2 separate regions of the Homo sapiens genome follow, and region 1 is linked to region 2. A link is a loop called in an ENCODE intact Hi-C map of the cell type or tissue named here. Cell type or tissue: PC-9. All regions are shown on one strand.

Evidence for each region. Peaks named below come from ENCODE experiments on the same cell type or tissue, not always from the same donor. Only the 100,000 strongest peaks of a DNase experiment are listed, where the experiment ranks them.
Region 1: it touches region 2 in a loop (2.3-fold over the local background); 2 of 110 quality-filtered maps call a loop at or near these places.

Annotation. Positions count from the first base shown.
Region 1 is chr14:62,029,845-62,034,844 of GRCh38, forward strand. The region is part of intron 3 of SYT16 (synaptotagmin 16); the gene reads left to right. Among named protein-coding and RNA genes, the nearest start is that of LINC00644, 110 kb to the right of the region's middle. In PC-9, no CTCF peak of the experiment used is centred here; a DNase peak (open chromatin) is centred at 1,877.
Region 2 is chr14:61,940,067-61,945,066 of GRCh38, forward strand. All of the region lies in intron 1 of SYT16 (synaptotagmin 16), which reads left to right. Among named protein-coding and RNA genes, the nearest start is that of SYT16, 130 kb to the left of the region's middle. In PC-9, no CTCF peak of the experiment used is centred here; no DNase peak of the experiment used is centred here.

The sequences.
Region 1 (5,000 bases), 90 kb after region 2:
TGTGTATGTGTGTGTACACATTGATATGTTTGTGTGTGTTTCTGTGTTTGCCTGTGTTTTCTGAATCATTTTTGCCAAGTGGTATCTTCTTCCTACTTCCCAGATGGTAGTTCTGATTTTTTTTCTTTTGGAAATTGCTCACAAATCAGAAGGCTTCACTTGCCAGTTGACAGATTTTAACAGCAGCTGGTAGCTGACCACCCTCCACCACCCATCCCTCCCACCTTCTTCCATGAAGAGGCATCAGGAGATAGCACAGATAAGCTGTAAGATGTTTAGCTTTGTTAAGGAGGTTAGGACAGTAGGAAAATTTGACCATTATTGAAAATATTCAATACAAAGCCAAACTGAAATGTATCTTTCTGCTCAGATTAAAGCCATTTTTGCCAATGTCTCTGACTCCGTATTTTGATCAATTCCTTTTCAGTCGCATGGTAGTTTTGTCCGCTTATATCATCCTGCCGGGAAAAAAATTAGTTTTGAAAGTGTTTTAAACAGAACTTACTCAGAGAATATTGAAAATGCAACCATTGTGATGTTGATGTTATGCGATGGATCCTCTGTGTGGAAATCGTTCTGAAATGTCTTTGGATGATGAATTGTACGGAGACAAGTGTGGCCTCAATTTACCTTAATTTGTTGGGAAATAAGAGATACATAGAACTACACCAGTCCAAATCCCATCTAGATTTGTGCTATACATTTTGTTTATTACTCTCACTTTCTCTTTCACACAATTGCAGTTGAACTACCTGTTTCACTTCTTGCCAGGAGCAGAATGTAGCTCTGATCAGTCTGCCATAGGTATAAAGGTTTTTGTTTTTCATTTGGTTATTTGTTAATCACATTCAAAGGTGGCTTTAACCTTTCTCTCAATTAGCCAAGAGTGTATTATCATTGATTGAATTCAAGCATTGATGAAACAAAATGGATTTTCAGACAGTGGCCTTTTGTATTTATAAAATGAAAGCTGCAAAGAAAGGAAATCAAAGCCATAATTTATCTGTTGCATTTGGTTATTAATAAGCACCAGAGATGCCATATCATTTGATTTCAGGTTGAATAATGTGCTCCCAGACTATGTGGGATTGAAGCCTAGGCTACTTTGAGCCTGCTAACTTAGCTGCCTCAGTTTCCTTATCTATAAAATGCAGGAAATAATAGTGCCTGCCTCACAGTATTGCTGTGAGAATTACATGGGATGTTTGTAAAGCACATAAGCTATACGACATAGACTTTCTTGAACTGTTAAAACCTGCTTTGTGTAATATTTTGCAAGTTTGCTTTAAAGTCTCTTTGAAAATATATGGCTTGTGTTAAAAAATGGAAGGCCACAATGCATAAATAAATACAAGCCTCCTCCCTATATGAAACACAACCATGCCTTTAAAACTGATTCCTATTTGGTTGAGTTCAGAGAAAGAGACTTGCCAATCTGGATTTCGAATGAGCTAAACCGCATTAATTTGCTGGTCTATTCACATTTAGCACAAACACTATAGTTAGAAAAACACTGTGGAGCTGTTCAGAAATGGAGATGATGTTCACAGTGTATTTTAAAGGTGGAAGAAAATAGTTCAACTTCATTTGAAAGGCAAATAGCTACTAATCTATGTGAACAGGTAGTTGAACTTTCGGGCATCTTTTCCCTTCTACTAATCATGAAAACAAGAGGGGCAAATGTGAGCCTGGAAGTGAGAAGAATCACAGTGTTTTAGAGCTAAAAGTAAGTTAAAATCCAGGAGAGTCCCCTCATTACTGTCGAGGAAACTGAGACCTGGAGAATATATAATAGTGAACTTGCTGTAAACCACATGATTAGGTGGTGACAGGGAGCAGACCTTATGATTCATGTAATGACTCAATATAAGCTCAACTCCCTGGGTAAATTAAAACATCTAGGTAAGATGGTAACTTACAATTGATCAATCCTTGACACCGGGGAAACAAGCCTTGTACTGGAATTAATAGTGGGTGGTGTCTGTATCAGAGTTTCACCCAAAGAGGAAGGCTTTAAGTGTTTCTGCTACTGAAAGACTGTTGCGATAAGGGAGGGCCTATACAGAGACGATGGACTTCATCTGAACCCTAAAAGCAAGAGGCTGTAGATACTAAAATCTAAGAAAGGCAGCAGCACAATTTGCAGACTATAAAAATGGAAGGGAATTTAATGGAGTACAGAATATCAGGTGAATTGCCTTGACAATGGCTAGAGAGGTTAGAAGGAAATTCGGTGGCTTGGATGACGAAAACGGGAATGATGAATTAAATGACCCAGTAAGTTGAGTGAAAAGAAAGCATGTGACATTGAAGGAAACTCAAGTTACAAAAGAAGGGTAGAAGCTTAAAAGAAAAGAGGGAGAATGTTGGCATGATTGCTAGCACCTGAACATCTTAATAAAATTTAAAATTCCATAGAAATGTAGGATGCTATTAAGGTAATTTTGTCATTTTCTTCACTATGGTAAAACCATTTAGTCTTTGTGGCTTTTAATTCCTTTCTTGGTAAGATAAGAGTTAGAATAGTATACCATCCTAAAAGTCTGTTAGTCTATGACATTTAAAAGAATCAAGGATCATTTTCTTGACTCCTGCAAGCAGTGGCAATTTTGAATCTATTATTTTGTAATATCCATTAGCTTAGGATGGTTTTCTGTACCTAATACACAGAAAATTCTTACTTGAATTTATGAATATATTAGTTATTTGAGCTTATAAAAATGAATTCACATAGGGTAATGATACTGAATAATGACAATGATATTTTAGCTGTAAATTCCTAATTAGTTTTGCAAGCAAAACTCTCATCCGGAAGTTTTGGAAATCTGATTAAACATAATATTGACAGATCGTGGAGCTTCTACAGTTAGTAAAAAAAAAAAATTAAGGTAAATTTAACAGATTAAAATGAACTTATTTAATTGGGGTGGAGGGAGGAGTGGTTGTTTCAGGACTAAAATATTTTGGTAAACACAATCTTTTTTTTTGTTACAGCCCATTTAGCTAATGAAAGTGTCACTACAATGAAAGAAATTTGTATCCCTAATTGTTTTGGGTATAAACCCATCTGAATTGGTTCACTTTTAATTCTAATTTTAGAAATATAGCAACTGTTAAATGCAAATCTAATACTAGATCATAAATTACAATTTAACAAACTTTGAAAAACATTTCATGAAATTAAGGTACCACTGAAGTTCAGTTAGCATACTAAACTTAAGGAAAAATATTTCTCGGTAAATATTTCAGAAAAAATACAATATAGAAAATAATAGATGGCTAAATATTGTATTTGATTTTAAATATTAAGGCAAGAGGACATCTTAAAAACCATAGGACAGTTGAAAAGTAAGTATATAGCTATTTTATAAATCAAAATAAGAATGTGTACTTCGGATTGTGTTATGAATGAAATCAACTGCATTTTTTTTTCTCCTGAAAGTCAAAGTGGAAATAAAATATTTGACAATATGACTGATAAGTGTATAAATCTTGGTTATCATATGAGGGATATCTTTCCTCCCCGGCCTGTTGCACAAAGCACAGGAACTGGCAAAATGTGGTCTATCCATCAAAGGGAATATTACTTGGTTATAAAAAAGGATACCTCACTTTTTAATTTTCAAAGCAAGAACACATATTCTGGAAGAAATTTAGTAATCATGAATCAGTTGAGTTGTTTTACAAGTTCATGAGCCAATGTGAAGAAAGAGAGTATATGAGAGCATGAGTGAGGTGGAACGGAGAGGGACTGAGTTAGTGCCCCATAGGAAATGGAAAGACATGAGAGCTGCTGTATGATTTATGAATATATAATTAATATCCAATGAAAAAACAGCCTTCTCATATCATACACACAATAAACTCAGACCCATAGACATAAATGTAAAAGTTAAAACAATAAAACTTTTAGAAAGAAACCTGAGAGTAAATCTTCATGACTTTGGGTTATGCAAAGCCATATTAGATATAACACTAAAAGCACAAGTGACAAAACAAAAAATTAGATATATTGGATGTTATTGAAATTCAGAATTTTTGTGCTGAAAATGATACGATGAGCAAAGTGAAAAGACAACCTAAAGAATGAGGGAAAGCACTTGCAAATTTTATATCTAGTAAGGGACATGCATCAAGAATGTGTAAAGAGTTATTACAGCTAAATAATAAAAAGCCCAATTAAAATGGGCAGAGAACTTGAATATGTCTATTTTTCTAAAGAAGATATACAAATGACCAATAAGTATATGAAAAAATACTCAACATTCTTAGCTATCAGAGCAAAGCAGATTGAAACCACTATGAGGTGCCACCTTGTACCCACCAGCAAGGCTGTAATAAAAAAGACAGATAATAACAAGTGTTGGTGAGGATGTGGAAAAATTGGAACCTTAATATACTGCTGGTGGGAATGTTAAATTGTTTAGCCCCTTTGGAAAATAGTATAGCAGTTCATCAACAGATTAAACATAGAGTTACCATAGAACCCAGCAGTGCCACTCCTAGGCATAAATTCAAGAGAAATGAAAACATATGTTCAAACAAAATCCTGTACATGAATATTCATAGTACCATCAGTCATAATAGCTGAAAAATGAACACAACCCAAATGTCCATCAACTGATGAATGCATCAACAAAATGTAGTCTATTCATCAAATGGAATATTACTTGGCTGTAAAAAGAATGAACTACTGACATATGCTACAACATGGGTGAAGCTTGGCAACATGCAAATGAAAGAAGTCAGTAACAAGAGGCCACATATTATATGACTCTTTTTTATATGCAATGTCCACAATAGGCCATTCCATATAGGCAGGAAGTAGATTATGCTGACTAGGGCTGAGGGGATGGGGGGATTCCAGGGGTGGGGGAGAATGGGTTGGTGACAGGTAGTAGATATGAGGTTTCCTTTTCGTGTGGTGAAAATGTGCTAAAATTGATTGTGATGGTTGCATAAGTCTGTACAACATTGTACTGTATACTTAAAATTGGTGA
Region 2 (5,000 bases):
ATGATAATTTTTATAATGATGTGAGGAAATCTCTGAAGATGAACAGAATATACAGAATAAACAGATGCATTAAGTTGCAACTACATAGTTTTCATTATTGTCCTTTTCACGGGGTTAGCACATATTTTTGAATTCTTTAACCTCAGCTTTTGAGGTGACATTCCTTTTATTTCTATTTTTTTTTTTCTGTTTCCATCTACTGGCTTAGGCTGATGCTTAAAGGTCCTCATGTTATTGCTTCCAAATTCTTGTTCCTCTCTCTTGATTTGAGACTAAATGGCTCTCCTCACGGCCACTGAATCCCTATTGACAGTGTCTGTTGCATTCTAGCTTCAAATAAACAACAACAAAAAAATCCCCTAAAAACCTATGATAAGGCAGAATAGCAGAGTGATTAAAATAGGGTCTTGAGCCAGACTGCCAGGGTAAAATTCTGGCTCTGACACAGCATTCTGCAACTTTGGATAAGTCATTCTCTAAGCCTCAGTATATTTCTCATCTGTTAAGTGATAATAATAATAATTTCAATGTCTTAGGACCCCTGTCAGATTTAAATGAGCATAAAGTGCCTGGCACATAGTAAATGCCATGTAAGTATAAAGTATAATAATTATTATTCTGCTTGTCTTTGTTCTGAGTAGCTTCCCTGGAGATTCAGATCTTGCTTGGCCCCTTCTCCATTTCCCTCCCTCTCAGGTTTTCCTTTTGTCACCCACATAGTGGTGGGGCAGGCTTCCCTGGAATGCTCTTCAGACCGGCTGTTCCTAGATCAGACTGAGAACCGGAATGGTTGACAAGGTCTGTATGTTTTGCTTGCCTGGGGGCAGATCTGCTTGAATAATCACAGATAGGCTTTGCCTTCCCTTCCAGACTCCACTGAAATGAAAGGCTTCCTGGGCCTTAGGGGAGACTGTGACATTTGCCCCTTTCCCGTGCAGAAGGACCACTTATTTGGAAGCAAGAGTTACAATCTAAGGGAAAGTTTGGACGGGCATGTTACAATGGGGAGGGGTAGTGCTCCTTTTGTTATGTTAGCTTGGGATCTATAGACAAACACATGCCTATCAGTGTTGAAGGTGAGGTTCTCTGGCTCAGTAGGGTTAATTGCACAAACGCCAGCCTCTTTCCCTGTGCCAGTGGCCTGCCTTGGGTCAGCCGCTGCCAGGACTTTACCAGTCACTAGCTATCCCTTAGTGATGCCTCGTTAAATGCTTCATCATCCAAGGACTCCAAGGGCTCAGATTCACAGCTCTACCATTCAGGCTTCAGCTCATATATAAACCAGTAATAATTCAGATCTACAACAGTATCCTCACTCTTTGGGCTATTCTTTGCCTTGGGGAAGGGTGACAGTTTCAGTTGTTTTTTTCTAAATCTTCATTCGTAGCCCTCTCATTCTTCCCTGAAATCTGGGACTCTTCTTGCAATCCGTAGTGACTTTTGTGAGACATTCTTGCTACTTTTCCCTCTTTCCAGCACAATCCTGTCCTCCATGAGATAAAGCCTTCTGCTCAATACCTCTCATTCTATCTTCCCTTGCCCCAGCCTGCGGCATCAAAGTCCACTCATTTTTTCCCCTTATCTAGTCAAGTGGAATCTCTCTTTTCTTCTTAGCTCTGCAGCTCCCTTTAGTACTTCCTCCACAGTCCCCATCCCTTTCCCAAATGGACAAACCCCATCGCTATGACCATAGGTGCAAAGGTGCCCCTTCCCACTACAAGTTCTCAATGAAGTGGGGGGCAGGGTCTCAATTTTCAGTTTGTGAACAATTGAAAGGATTTGTCTTAAATACAAGTCAATAAGCTTTTTGGAAAGTATCTGGAGCCAGATGAAATCCATCCAAAGGTAGAAGACATTTTTTGCCTTTGCCTGGCAAGGCTTCTTTGGCCATATATAAAAAAATATTACTCATCAGTCAAACAAATGTATTTATGAATATGAAAGATGTTCAGAAATTGGCAGAATATACTGCTTTTCTGCAACTCAACAATGAATATTATATAATTTACAAGTTTCAGATGTTGGTCTTATTTTTATTTTAGATAAGGCATTGCTTACAGATGTAGATAATGGGATGTTTTTACATCAAGTTGTTGGAGTGATTCTTGCTAAGTCGCTTGGCCTCCTTTAAAATCATTTCTTATTTTATAATAGTTGATCCTTATAGTCCCTTTTTCAAGTCTTGTTTTGTGTGGAATAAATTTCCCACACATAGAACCTTCCTTGAGAATACTTATTAAGCTTCTTGAAGTTAGAAATCAAGTTCCAGTCATGAATGGATGCTCAGCAAGCAGTTAAATTATTGATGGAGTGGTGTCAGGCTAGTTTACCATGTTGGAGAAGAGGCTCTATTCAATCTTCACTCTCTTTAGTAAAAATACCAGTTCTGTTATCAAAGTGACACTCCACTAGGTTTAAATAATGAAAGTTTAGCTTGGAGAGATGTCAGATAAGCTGAGAAATATATTTCTTCTTCTGTTTTTCGACTCACAGTGGGATTCTGAAACAGAATTTCAGCAGGAATTTAGATGACTGTGATCCTGTCAATGATATGTACTGAGTATTTTTGGTTTTGAATTGATATTTTAGTGAGTGCTTTCCTAGACTAAAGATGGGGGTGGAAAGGAGAAAAACAGGCAAGAATGTCTTGAAATGTTTAAATTCATTCTGTAAAGTTTCAGTTTTATTTGTTTGTGTTCTAGGGTATTCTGGCCCTAAATTTTTTTCTTGGGTATTTCCATCTAATAGTTTTCCATCCTTAGGTTTCTATCAAATATAAATCAGTTGAAAAACAACATTCTCATAACAAAGATCAGAACAGAACTGAAGGAGATAGAGACATGAAAAACCCTTCAAAAAAATCAATGAATCCAGGAGCTGGTTTTTTGAAAAGATTAATAAAATAGATAGACCACTAGCCAGACTAATAAAGAAGAAAAGAGAGAAGAATCAAATAGACACAATAAAAAATGATAAAGGGGATATCACCACTGATCCCACAGAAACACAAACTACCATCAGAGAATACTATAAACACCCCTACACAAATAAACCAGGAAATCTAGAAGAAATGGATAAATTCCTGGACACATACACCCTCCCAAGACTAAACCAGGAAGAAGTCGAATCCCTGAATAGACCAGTAACAAGTTCTGAAATTGAGGTAGTAATTAATAGCCTACCAACCAAAAAAAGCCCAAGACCAGACGGATTCACAGCTGAATTCTACCAGAGGTACAAAGAGGAGCTGATACCATTCCTTCTAAAACTATTCCGAACAATAGAAAAAGAAGGACTCCTCTCTAACTCATTTTATGAGGCCAGCATCATCCTGATATCAAAACCTGGCTGAGATAAAACAAAAAAAGAAAATTTCAGGGCAATATCCCTCATGAACATTGATGTGAAAATCCTCAATAAAATATTTGCAAATCGAATCCAGCAGCACATCAAAAAGCGTATCCACCACGATCAAGTCGGCTTCATCCCTGGGATGCAAGGCTGGTTCAACATATGCAAATCAATAAACATAATCGATCACATAAACAGAACTAGTGACAAAAACCACATGATTATCTCAATAGATGCAGAAAAGGCCTTCAATAAAATTCAATACCCCTTCATGCTAAAAACTCTCGATAAATTAGGCATTGATGGAATGAATCTCAAAATAATAAGAGCTATTTACGACAAGCCCACAGCCAATGTCATATTGAATGGGCAAAATGTGGAAGCATTCCCTTTGAAAACCGGCACAAGACAAGAGTGCCCTCTCTCACCACTCCTTTTCAAGATAATATTGAAAGTTCTGGCCAGGGCAATCAGGCAAGAGAAAGAAATAAAGGGTATTCAAATAGGAAGAGAGGAAGTCAAATTGTCTCTGTTTGCAGATGACATGATTGTACATTTAGAAGACTCCATCATCTCAGCCCAAAATCTCCTTAAGCTGATAAGCAACTTCAGCAAAGGCTCAGTGTACAAAATCAGTGTGCAAAAATCACAAGCATTCCTTTATACCAATAATAGACAAACAGAGAGCCAAATCATGAGTGAATTCCCATTCACAGTTGCTACAAAGAGAATAAAATACCTAGGAATCCAACTTACATGGGGTGTGAAAGACCTCTTCAAGGAGCACTACAAACCACTGCTCAAGGAAATAAGAGAGGACACAAACAAATGGAAAAATATTCCATGTTAATGGATAGGAAGAATTAATATTGTGAAAACGGCCATATTGCCCAAAGTAATTTGTAGATTCAGTGCTATCCCCATCAAGCTACCATTGACTTTCTTCACGGAATTAGAAAAAACTACCTTAAACTTCATATGGAACCAAAAAAGAGCCCATATAGCCAAGACAATCCTGAGCAAAAAGAACAAAGCTGGAGGCATCACGCTACCTGACTTCTAACTATACTACAAGGCTACAGTAACCAAAACAGCATGGTACTGGTAGCAAAACAGAGATATAGACCAATGGAACAGAACGGAGCCCTCAGAAATAATACCACACATACATCTACAACCATGTGATCTTTGGCAAACCTGACAAAAACAAGCAATGGGGAAAGGATTCCCTATTTAAAAAACAGTGTTGGGAAAACTGGGTAGCCATATGTAGAAAGCTGAAACTGGATCCCTTCCTTACACCTTATACAAAAATTAACTCAAGATCGATTAAAGACTTAAATGTAAGACCTAAAACCATACAAACCCTAGAAGAAAACCTAGGCAATACTATTCAGGACATAGACATGGCCAAAGACTTCAAGACTAAAACACCAAAAGCAATGGCAACAAAAACCAAAATAAACAAATGGGATTAATTAAACTAAAGAGCTTCTGCACAGCAAAAGAAACTATCATCAGAGTGAACAGGCAACCTACAGAACGGGAGAAAATTTTTGCAATCTATCTGTCTGACAAAGGGCTAATATCCAGAATGTACAAGGAACTTAAACAAATTTACAAGAAAAAAAACAACCCCATCAAAAAGT